Regions from separate parts of the Homo sapiens genome. Here region 1 is linked to region 2. Evidence: chromatin loops called from intact Hi-C (ENCODE). Cell type or tissue: natural killer cell. All regions are shown on one strand.

Evidence for each region. Peaks named below come from ENCODE experiments on the same cell type or tissue, not always from the same donor. Only the 100,000 strongest peaks of a DNase experiment are listed, where the experiment ranks them.
Region 1: it touches region 2 in a loop (1.9-fold over the local background); 4 of 110 quality-filtered maps call a loop at or near these places.

Annotation. Positions count from the first base shown.
Region 1 is chr14:61,340,057-61,345,056 of GRCh38, forward strand. All of the region lies in intron 1 of PRKCH (protein kinase C eta), which reads left to right. Among named protein-coding and RNA genes, the nearest start is that of PRKCH-AS1, 20 kb to the left of the region's middle. RefSeq lists an enhancer at 1,974-2,033 and a silencer at 2,593-2,722. In natural killer cell, no CTCF peak of the experiment used is centred here; DNase peaks (open chromatin) are centred at 1,435, 2,005, 2,625, 4,185 and 2 weaker places; H3K4me3 peaks cover 404 bases; H3K27ac peaks cover 4,855 bases.
Region 2 is chr14:61,660,515-61,665,514 of GRCh38, forward strand. No RefSeq gene overlaps it. Among named protein-coding and RNA genes, the nearest start is that of HIF1A, 32 kb to the right of the region's middle. In natural killer cell, no CTCF peak of the experiment used is centred here; DNase peaks (open chromatin) are centred at 317, 1,067, 2,227 and 3,277; H3K27ac peaks cover 3,903 bases.

The DNA.
Region 1 (5,000 bases), 320 kb before region 2:
ACTATCCTTTTGAGGTGGGGCACAGTGTTTTCCTTTCCCTTCTCAGCCTCTTCCCTGACAGCTGTCTGCAGATGCCCTTCCCTGCCCTGTTCATTTTTCTTCCCGGTGCCCATCCCCAGGAGACTGCGCTGGCGAAGCCCAGGAGTGACAGTGTAGTCAGGTCAGTTCTTCTTTGTCTTGTTGGCTGCTACCTTCTTCAGATTCATTGCTCCCCTGTTTCTGTGTTTTTCCAATGCTTACTGATGTGTTTTTAAGTTTCTTTTTGTATCTTTCCTCATCCCTCAACCTAGTAAATATTGGTGTTCCCCAGGTGGGAGGGGGCGGGGTGGGGGGCGGGGGTGGGTGGGAGGTGGTTTGTCTTTACCTTCTTTTCTTTGTCATGGCGCATGGTCTCGTCAACTTTTAAGTCTCAACAATATTGCCCATATGCCAAGGACTTCCAAAGCTCTGTCTCTTGTCTTCCCCCCTGAGCCCAACTATTGCTTCTGGAACTGGGGCAGGCTTAGGACAAACCACTTTATACTCCGTCTCCTTTAATCCTCACAGTAGACTGTGAGAGAGGAGGAGTGCTGTGGCACCTGCATTTCTCACCCGAGGAAACTGTGGCTTAGACAGGCCCGATATCAGGTCCAGGGTCCCATGTCTGATATGCTTGCTGGACAGACCTGCTTGGACATCCTTTAGGCATCTCCAAGTCAACATGTCCACAATTAAATATCCCATCTTTCCCCTTGACCTGCTCCTCCTCCCATTTTCCCGGTCAGAACTGGTCTTGCCGTTGTTCAGTCACCTGGCCACCATTCTAGACTTTTCTTTCTCCTTTACCTCTTTCCCCACCTCAGTTGATTGCCAAGTCATGCCAGATTGGCTTGGTAAATACTTTCTGACTCAATTTCTTCTTTTCCCCACAATTACCACACTCGTTTGTATCATACATATGGATTATTGTGATGGCCTTGGAACTGGTTTCCATGAATCTAGTTGTATTCCCTCAAATCCATCCTCCATAAACTGCCTGGATGAGCTGTCTAAAACTCAGCCCTAACCTCCCTCCTGCCAGAAGTCGTTTAAAGGCTTCCTGTGCCCTATAAAGTTCAGGCTCCTGGGGAGGGTTCCCAATCGGCTGGCCCTGCCTTCCCCATTCCATCTTCCACCTCTCCTTGCCTTCCAGTTTATGAGCTAAGTACTAATGGACAGACTAGGTTTTCTTGCCTCTGCTCATGTCTAATTCACCTTATTTACAATAAATGTTGGAGGAGGAAGGAAGATACTCCTTTGTAATTTGTACAGAAGGACTTGTATAACATTAGAAAAGATAGGGTTGAATAAGTTACATAGAAAAAATATGTCACTCTCCATGTAACTACAAAGACATCCATAAACAGGCCTGAGCATGCCACATGCACATGTCAGCACAGTTCACAGCATTCACTGAGCACCTGCTGTGGCCAGAGACCACAGTAGATGCTGGGGGTGAAAAGCTCAAGGAGCTCTCCCTGTAGTGAGGGAGGCAGCAGAAACCCACAGTTTCATCATAGGGTAGTTGAGTTTAGGAATAGGAATGGGTACGGGATAGTAGGGGATTGTGAGCCTGAGTATTCAGGGAGGACTTCTTGGAGGAGGTGATGCACAAGTTCTGTCTTCAGGGAAAGTCAGTAGTAACCAGGTCGAAGGTAGTGTAAATTCCTTTTCTCCTTTTTCCTCTTTGGGATTTGTATTTTTCCCATGGAATTTTACCTGTACAGGTCATTTTACACTGGACTAACAATGCTTAAGTGCTTTTTAAAAGCAAACTGTGCCAGATTTATCCCATTGGTAGGAACTTTCTTCATGAGTTCAGAGGCTTTGTCTTGGTTCCCGTTGTATTGCCAGTGCATGGCCCCTGGTAGGTGCTGAGTAAATGTTGGTTGAATTGGATGCCTTGAGGTGAGGCATGAGAAAGGGTTCTCCTCCTCCCCCTGAAGGTGGTGAAGATAGTTGTGACAGTTGAGACTTGCATGGGGCTGACCTTGTGAGGTCCTAAGCCTGGTGACCAGCCTCTGCAGTGTAACTGGGCTGTCTCATGGGAAGGGCAGAGCCTTTCCTACGTGGCCAACTCTGTGTTCTGAACAGGAGTGCCAAACTCATTTGGAGGGGAAGGGAGCGCCCTTTTAAAGCCTCAACTACTAATTAAATTCAAGCAGAAGATGGTGAAGGTGGAGCTAACTCATTTATTAGCATATAATATGATCAACCTAACTCATATAAATGTAGATTATCTTGGTTTGTCTTTTCCTGGCTGCAGAAAAGGCTTGGAGAGGTGCCTTGGATTGTGAGTTAGTCAGTGAGCAGCTGCTTAAAGATTTGAAAAATCCTAGAATATGTCATCTCTGTAGGCTTTATCCTTTAATTAATTATGGATTTTTATCTGCATATATGTGAAGCTAATGATTGACTTGGTTCGGACACTGAATTGTCGGCTTAAACCTGCCATTCCACTGGGCTTCATCACTATGTTCTATGGGTGTGAAGCCTTTGTTTTTTCAGAGACCCATTTCCACCAGCGGGTTTGCACTGTAAGTGTTTCCACAGGAACTCTGCCCTTTGCCAGTGTCACTGTTGTGGCTATGCAGCAGAACCCACAGGGCGGAGGTGTTTCAGCCCTCACTGAAAATGCAACAGATCTTAACATCTCTTGCTGCAAATTTTCCAGTGTGTTCTGGTCTACCTTGGTATCTTAAAACCAGGCTCACTGACTACCACATGAGAAATGACAGTGGGGTGTCTTAAATGATCTGTTGAAGACCAGCAGCCAAAAAGATTGCCCTTAGTGTTTCTCTCTACCGGCTAACATTAGACAATGCCATGTAGAAGCTGCTGTTAGGGTTTGAGAACTGTGTCGCCTCATTCTCAAGATAGCCAAGGAAGTGTCATCTCTGGAGAAGGCAGTTCTGTCTCTTTCAGTTTCTCCATGGATCCGATATTGTTCTGAAAGAGGTGGTTTTACCAATTCGTCTCACACAGACTTCTTGCCTTTACTTTTATCTGACTGCTGACAGGGTGGGCTGGAATATAATCGCTACTTAACTGGACTTGACTTTCAAGGCCTGATTGGCGTTTCCAGTATAGCAGTTGCCTGAGTCATCTAGTTTTGGAACTGATAAATCAAAGGACTGGCTTGGAGGCTAGTGTCCTGTCTGGAGAATGGGCTTAATGTAACTTCAGTTAAGAAATTAATGAATCTGAAATAGTTATAACCCAAGGAAGAGATTTTCCTAAAGAATGTCCCTTTAGAGAAATAATGACCAGTTCCCTCAAAAAAAAAAAAAAAAAAAAAAAAGGAAAAACAGACACTAGACTGGATAGAAAAGACTTACATGTTGAGGCTGATGATTTCTCTTATGGAACTATAAAAGGACTGGACTCTAAGGAAATGAGGGTCTTCAACTTCATTGGTGATATTTCCAGTTGTTCTGGAGCTGTGATAGAACCAGGACTAGAGAATGCAGGGCACGATGATAGATTTTTTTTTATGTAGCACTTTTAAACATAAAAAATATATATCTAATGTGCCAATGCAAGACCTGGCCTTTTTGTAATCAAGTAATATTTTGAGTAATAATTGATTGCACAACATCCTGTGACACACTGTGAAAGAGTAAAATTGGCTTAAAAATTTTAAGTACAAAGACATTTCAGAAGAGTTTTGTCCATAACTTTGTTAGACTGAAATGAGGAATTACATTTGGCACCAGGAAATGGATCTGGATTATTTAGAACAAATGTTTTCCAGGTTTGAATCTTCTATGTGGAAGTACAGCCTGACTTCTTTGCCTTTTCCCTGGTCCGGGATCCTGACAGTCAGTTCTTCAGCTCTGTGCCTCCAGAATTTCATGTTTATGCTGCACAAGGCCTGTATTTTATAATGGTGGCTCTTTTGGACGATGACTTCCTCGATGGTGAAACTTCCAGTAATCTCCCTCATCATACTGAAATGATATCAGTATATCATCAGAACACCATGGAGCTTGTCATTTGAGGGACACAGCTTGCTTGTGTGCTTGGGAAAGAAGAGGTTTAGCATGGTTTCAGGTCAGTGATGAGTCCAATGATCTCTGCAAGTTCCCTTAGCTCTGAGAATTCTGATGTCATATGCACTTCTGCCGCCAGAGTTGCTGCTTACTGGATGCGTAAGAAGAAAGGAAAATAAATGTAAAATGCCTGGCACCACTGAGGAAGTAGGGTGAGGAGTTAAGTTAGACAGTGACTGGCATTTCCCAGCCACACTAGTACAGAAGTGTCCTGTGGTACGAACGGAGGCAGGCTGGGGGGTTCCATTGTGTGCCAGGTGTTTCCATGAAAATAAACTGTTGAGTGCCAGGTATGGCAGCTGCAAACAGGGATTTGGGGGGCAAAATTTAATCTTTTTTTGTGATTTGTTGAATGAAGTGCCTAATGTGTCTCAGTAACTTACTTGAGAGGAAAAGAGCCACAAGCAAGGTAGTGGAGAGTGCTGGATGGTTGCCTTGTGACCAGACCTGTTCTTTTAAGGCCTCTGGAGCCAGCTGTGGGACGATCAATCCAGCAGCTGCAGGTACGCCTCGGGTGACACTTGGGTCTGTAGTCAGCGGGGTTGCCTGTGACTGAGAGTGGCAGAGTGGTCCCTTGCACTGATGAATCCTGACCCTGCTGATCTTTGCTTGGGTGATGGCTGTTTGTGTGCTATTTCTAGAAGTTCCTCCCGCCTGCCTATGTGACCTGTTTTCACCAGATCCAGATTGCTAGCCCCTTAAAGCTTGAAGAACCTTAAAGGTCATCTGGAACAAAAGATTTATTTATTTTTAGCCCGGTGGCCACCCTGAACCCCCCAGTTGATTGATTGAGGCTAGTCTTGAGCGTGCCCTGCTTCACATGCTAGTTTTCCAGTTTCTACTTTGGGAGAATGACCTTATCATTAGGCTGGCCAAGAGGGCTTCTTTCTGTTCCTGTCACAGTACTAGGCTGTATACTCATTCACCCTC
Region 2 (5,000 bases):
ATGCTATGAAAAGCTTTAGTATTTGATACATTTCAAGGGAGAAAAGGCTGAGTTTACTTATTTTGAAATGCTATGTGTCTTTGTACTTAGGTGAATACATGTGAGTATATTTTAAATTAAATTCCTTTCAACTATTTCAACTATTTTTACAGACATCATTTACTGAGAGGACAAATGGGTAATATAATAAAAATTGCCATGGGTGGAGGTGAAATGTTGTAACTTACAAGCAGTAATTTATCTTCCTGCTGGCATGTCAGGATATGGTGATGACTACACTTGTTGTTCAAATTATTTCCTAGTAACAACCTCAAAGGAAACCATGTTGAGTCTGAAACCATCTTGCATTTGAAAGCCTGTGTGGCCTTCTTACAGATCACATTTTCAAAGAGGTCAGAAGTCAATGTATATGTAGAATTTCAGACACTGTACCATCTTCCACAGGGATTACACTCAGAGGCCTAAACATGTCACAGGAAAAGTTGTTAGACTGTTTAAAGAAAATCAACAACCAGGCACAGTGGCTCATGCCTGTAATCCCAGCACTTTGAGAGGCCAAGGCAGGCGGATCACTTGAGGTCAGACATTCGACACTAGCCTGGCCAACATGGTGAAACCCCGTCTCTACTAAAAATCCAAAAATAAGCCGGGCATGGTGGTGGCGCATGCCTGTAATCCCAGTTACTCAGGAGGCTGAGGCAGGAGAATCGCTTGAACCCGGGAGGCGGAGGTTGCAGTGAGCTGAGATCGTGCCACTGCACTCTGGCCTGGATGACAATGAGACTCTGTCTCAAAAAAAAGAAAAAAAAAGAAAAGAAAATCAACTGGAAGAGGGTAAAAGGAAGCAAAATCTCTCTGCAACATTGGGGAGTGAATTTGCACAAAGGACGTTCCAAAACATCCATGAAGTTGACTGGAAAAAAAAATAGAAATACAAATGTAAAGTTTAAAGGAGCCCATGAACCTAAGGAAACAGATACTGGGGATTTTTGAGCTGAATACAAAACCTCTGAGAAGCAAAAGAAAAAATATGTTTGCCAAGAGGCGTCCTTTCCATATCTAAAGCAAAACCCACAAATACCCATGAGTAATATCATGCAGGTTATGAAGTTCCTATGCAAAACCAGCAACATTTTCATAAACCAGAATTGTTGGAACAGTTGCAGATATTCATTTAAAAAAATCTGACTGTATAACAGCTCTGAAACGCAAAGCTAGGCCACAAAAGTACATTTCACCACATATGTCAATTTTCTTGAACCCTCTCACTATCAGAGTTGCCCAGGTTTTAAAGTTCCAAAGTTAGTAAAGAGACTGTGAATCAGACACTAAAATATGTTCTTCTACTTTGTACTGTAGCAATGCCATATTTAAGAAAAATATGAAAATGAAACCAAAAAGCAAACAAGATTGTGGAATTCCCTGACATTGTATTATATTTTACCAGCAGCCTCTGTATTACACACTGGAATAGCTTAAATGTGTCTTTTTCAATTAATTTCCCTTTTTTTCCAGAAGAATAAAGAAGTACATTTATTACAGTAAATAAAGTTGGCATTGCTCATATTAAACAAACAGGATGTCTGAACTGTATGCATTAAAAGATTTCAGAATGACAAGGCAAGCAAATTACACATATTAGTGCTTATGCTTTCAGAAAGAATGGAATGCTCGGAAAGTACTAAATCACACGTAGGTACTAGAACAAGAAAAAAATGACAAGGGTGTAATTGGTGGTGAGGGTGGGAACTTTTTCTCGCTTAAAATACATTGGGCTCATTTGTGTCTGCAATGCATCAGTTCCCAGTGCAAGAAAAAAAAGCCACGAATATGGACAGACTCAAAGTCTTCTCCAAATGGAAGATCCAAATCAGAACCTTTGAGGAGGTTTGCCTCAGCACCTTCTGTAGAAGTGGTTGGCAGACACACAACTAGACACAAGGTAACATGGTAGAGCAGTGTTGAGAAGAGGATCCGCAGTGGTCTCCACTGCCCTGGCGGTGACCTTCTCCTCTGACTGTTCTGTATGTAACGGGACTGGCTTGTGCAGGCTGTTCAGCAAACCATAGGTCTGGTTTGCTATCCCCTGATCTTGTAGGTCATGTGATTGGACAAGCTCATTTGCCCTTGGGTGGATGGTGTTCAGTGACCCATCTTGCTGAGTCATGCTAAACCTGTTGAGCATGCAGCCTTAGTGCTTTAATGAAAGTGCCCTTCGTTGCATTTAGAAACAGTGACCCACCCTCTCCCTTCTTTGCTCTGTGTCTAAGTGTCATTGACACAGGACAGGGTTCCACACAGGATGTGATTCATATGAGCCAATCTTGAGTAGGTTTCTTGTGGTTTTTAGTTTTGTTTTAGTCAAAAGAAGGGAAACTTAACCATTTCCAATAGGTTTGATGAAGGTAAAAGCATTTCCCTCATTTTTCTGTCCATGCAAAAGAGCATACTGGGAGACCACAAAAGCCAAGGCGATTTGTGGGCCTATTCCCCCATTTCTCCCACCAGGTGTGGGAAAGAAGCAGAAATTTATGGCTTTGAATGGATTCTACAGATGCCAGAGTATAAGAAATTTCTAATCATTAAAAAGACCTCAAACGTGGCCAGGCGTGGTGGCTCACACCTGTAATTCCAGTATTTTGGGAGGCTGAGGTGGGCGGATCACCTGAGGTTGGGAGTTCGAAACCAGCCTGACCAACATGGAGAAACCCTGTCTCCCTTAAAAATGCAAAATTAGCTGGGCGTGGTGGCGGGCGTCTGTAATCCCAGCTACTCCGGAGGATGAGGCAGGAGAATCGCTTGAACCCAGGAGGTGAAGGTTGCGGTGAGCCGAGATCATGCCATTGCACTCTAGCCTGGGCAAGAAGAGCAAAACTCTGTCTGAAAAAAAAAAAAAACCCACAAACTTGTAAGGACCTTTAGAGTTGACCGAACACTTTCACATTAGTAATTTCATTTGTGCCATACAGCTTGCCCATGAGATAAGTCAGGGTTGGCCTCCTCTTTATGTGAGTTGATATTTTTAAAAATTAGAATGTACCGTAATACGCGTCCTGTATAAGTGATGTTCATTGTACAAGTAATTTTCATTGTTCCCCACTAGTGTAGATAAGGAATGTCCATAGGAAATTTTGTAACAGAGGCCATCCTCCAGCCCCCACAAATACATGCCTCACCCTACCCCAGTATATATGGAAGAATATGTTCAAGAGAAAGTGGCTGTTCACACCTTATTTTAATTTTTCTGAAACAGGAAGCAGGCAGAACAGCGGGGAAAAGGGAAGCTAACTCCTTCTTCCCCTTTCATTTTCTCTGGGGCTATGATGCAAAGCAATGCTACAGAATATTTTAACCCCAGCCAATCACCATAAGAGAACACATAATTAAAAGCATCAGAGGTAAGAGTTAAAGAAAATGATTTTCTAAGCTGTTTGCTTGTTTTGAAATAGAGACAGAGTCTCAGTATGTTGCCCAGGCTGGTCTCTAACTCTTGACCTCAAGCAGTTCTTCCACCTTGGCCTCCCAAAGTACTGGGATTACAGGCCTGAGGCAACACATCTGGCCCTAAGCTATTTTTTAAAAGACAATGTTTAACACATGATATGAACATATGTGTGTGGTAAGTAAAGTAGAATGAGATTTCTTTATTTTTTCTTTTTCTTTTCTTTTTTTTTCTGAGACAGCGTCCCACTCTGTCAGCCTGTCACTCAGGCTGGAGTGCAGTGGTACGATCATGGCTCACTGCAACCTCAGACTTCTGGACTCAAGTGATCCTCGTGCCTCAGCCTCCCAAGTAGCTGGGAATATAGGCACCCACCACTATATCCAGTTAATTTTTTTTATTTTTGCTTTTTAGAGAGGAGTCTTACTATGTTGCCCAGGCTGGTCTTGAACTCCTGGCTTCAAGCTGTCCTCCCGCCTCAAACTTTCAATGCGCTAGAATTACAAGCATGAACCACCTTGCTTGGCCGAGATTTCTTTAAATTATTTGCTCTTTGTTTCAGAGTTTTTAAAAGATTACTCCTTATGTATTTTGATGACAAAACTCCCCCTCAGGTTTTGGGCAATTTGTCTCACAGAAAAATCCCCTTTTCTTTCTTTCAATGACGTATCATCACTTGAATTCTATAAATGCTATTGGCCTTTTTGGCAATCATCACAAAACTATTTTTTATTATTTTGAGCATCCTTGAGGATTATTTGAATCTCTCTATATCTATTCTTGTCACATTCTCTCTCTCTCCATCTGTTTGTCTTTATGGGTTCCTCTTTCTCTCTCCATGTCTGTCATTTCACCCTCTCTGACTTTCTCCCACTACACGCTATCCCTTCCCCACCTCATTCCCGTTAACTGATGTCCTTTATGTACCAAGAACAATATCAATTCATAAAACATTTCCCTCCCTGGGCTCCCTCATATCCCTACTCTACTCTTCCCACAGTCTGCCCCAAAATATCTTTTACAAGTGCTTGAAGAGTCACCTTAAAAATCAGGTCATCAGATGTATGCCAATAGTGAAAAATTTGAGCTGATCCAAATGTTTCTCAGTGGGAGATTGATTAAATAAATTGCGGTGGGTTTATTAAATGGAATACCATACAACTATTAACAGTGCAACCATTTATTGACATGGAAGGTTGTTCATGACTTTTCTTTCTTTTTTTTTTTTTTTGAGACGGAGTCTCGCTCTGTCACCAGGCTGGAGTGCAGTGGCGCGATCTCAGATCACTGCAACATCCACCTTCTGGGTTCAAGTGATTCTCCTGCCTCAGCATCCCGAGTAGCTGGGACTATAGGTGCGCACCACCATGCTCAGCTAATTTTTATATTTTTAGTAGAAACGGGGTTTCACCAGGTTAGCCAAGAAGGTCTCAATCTCTTGACCTCGTGATCCACCCACCTTGCCTCCCAAAGTGCTGGGATTACAGGCATGAGCCACTGTGCCCGGCCTCATGACATATTTTTTGCATGAAAAAAGTGAATTACAGAGCAATATGTT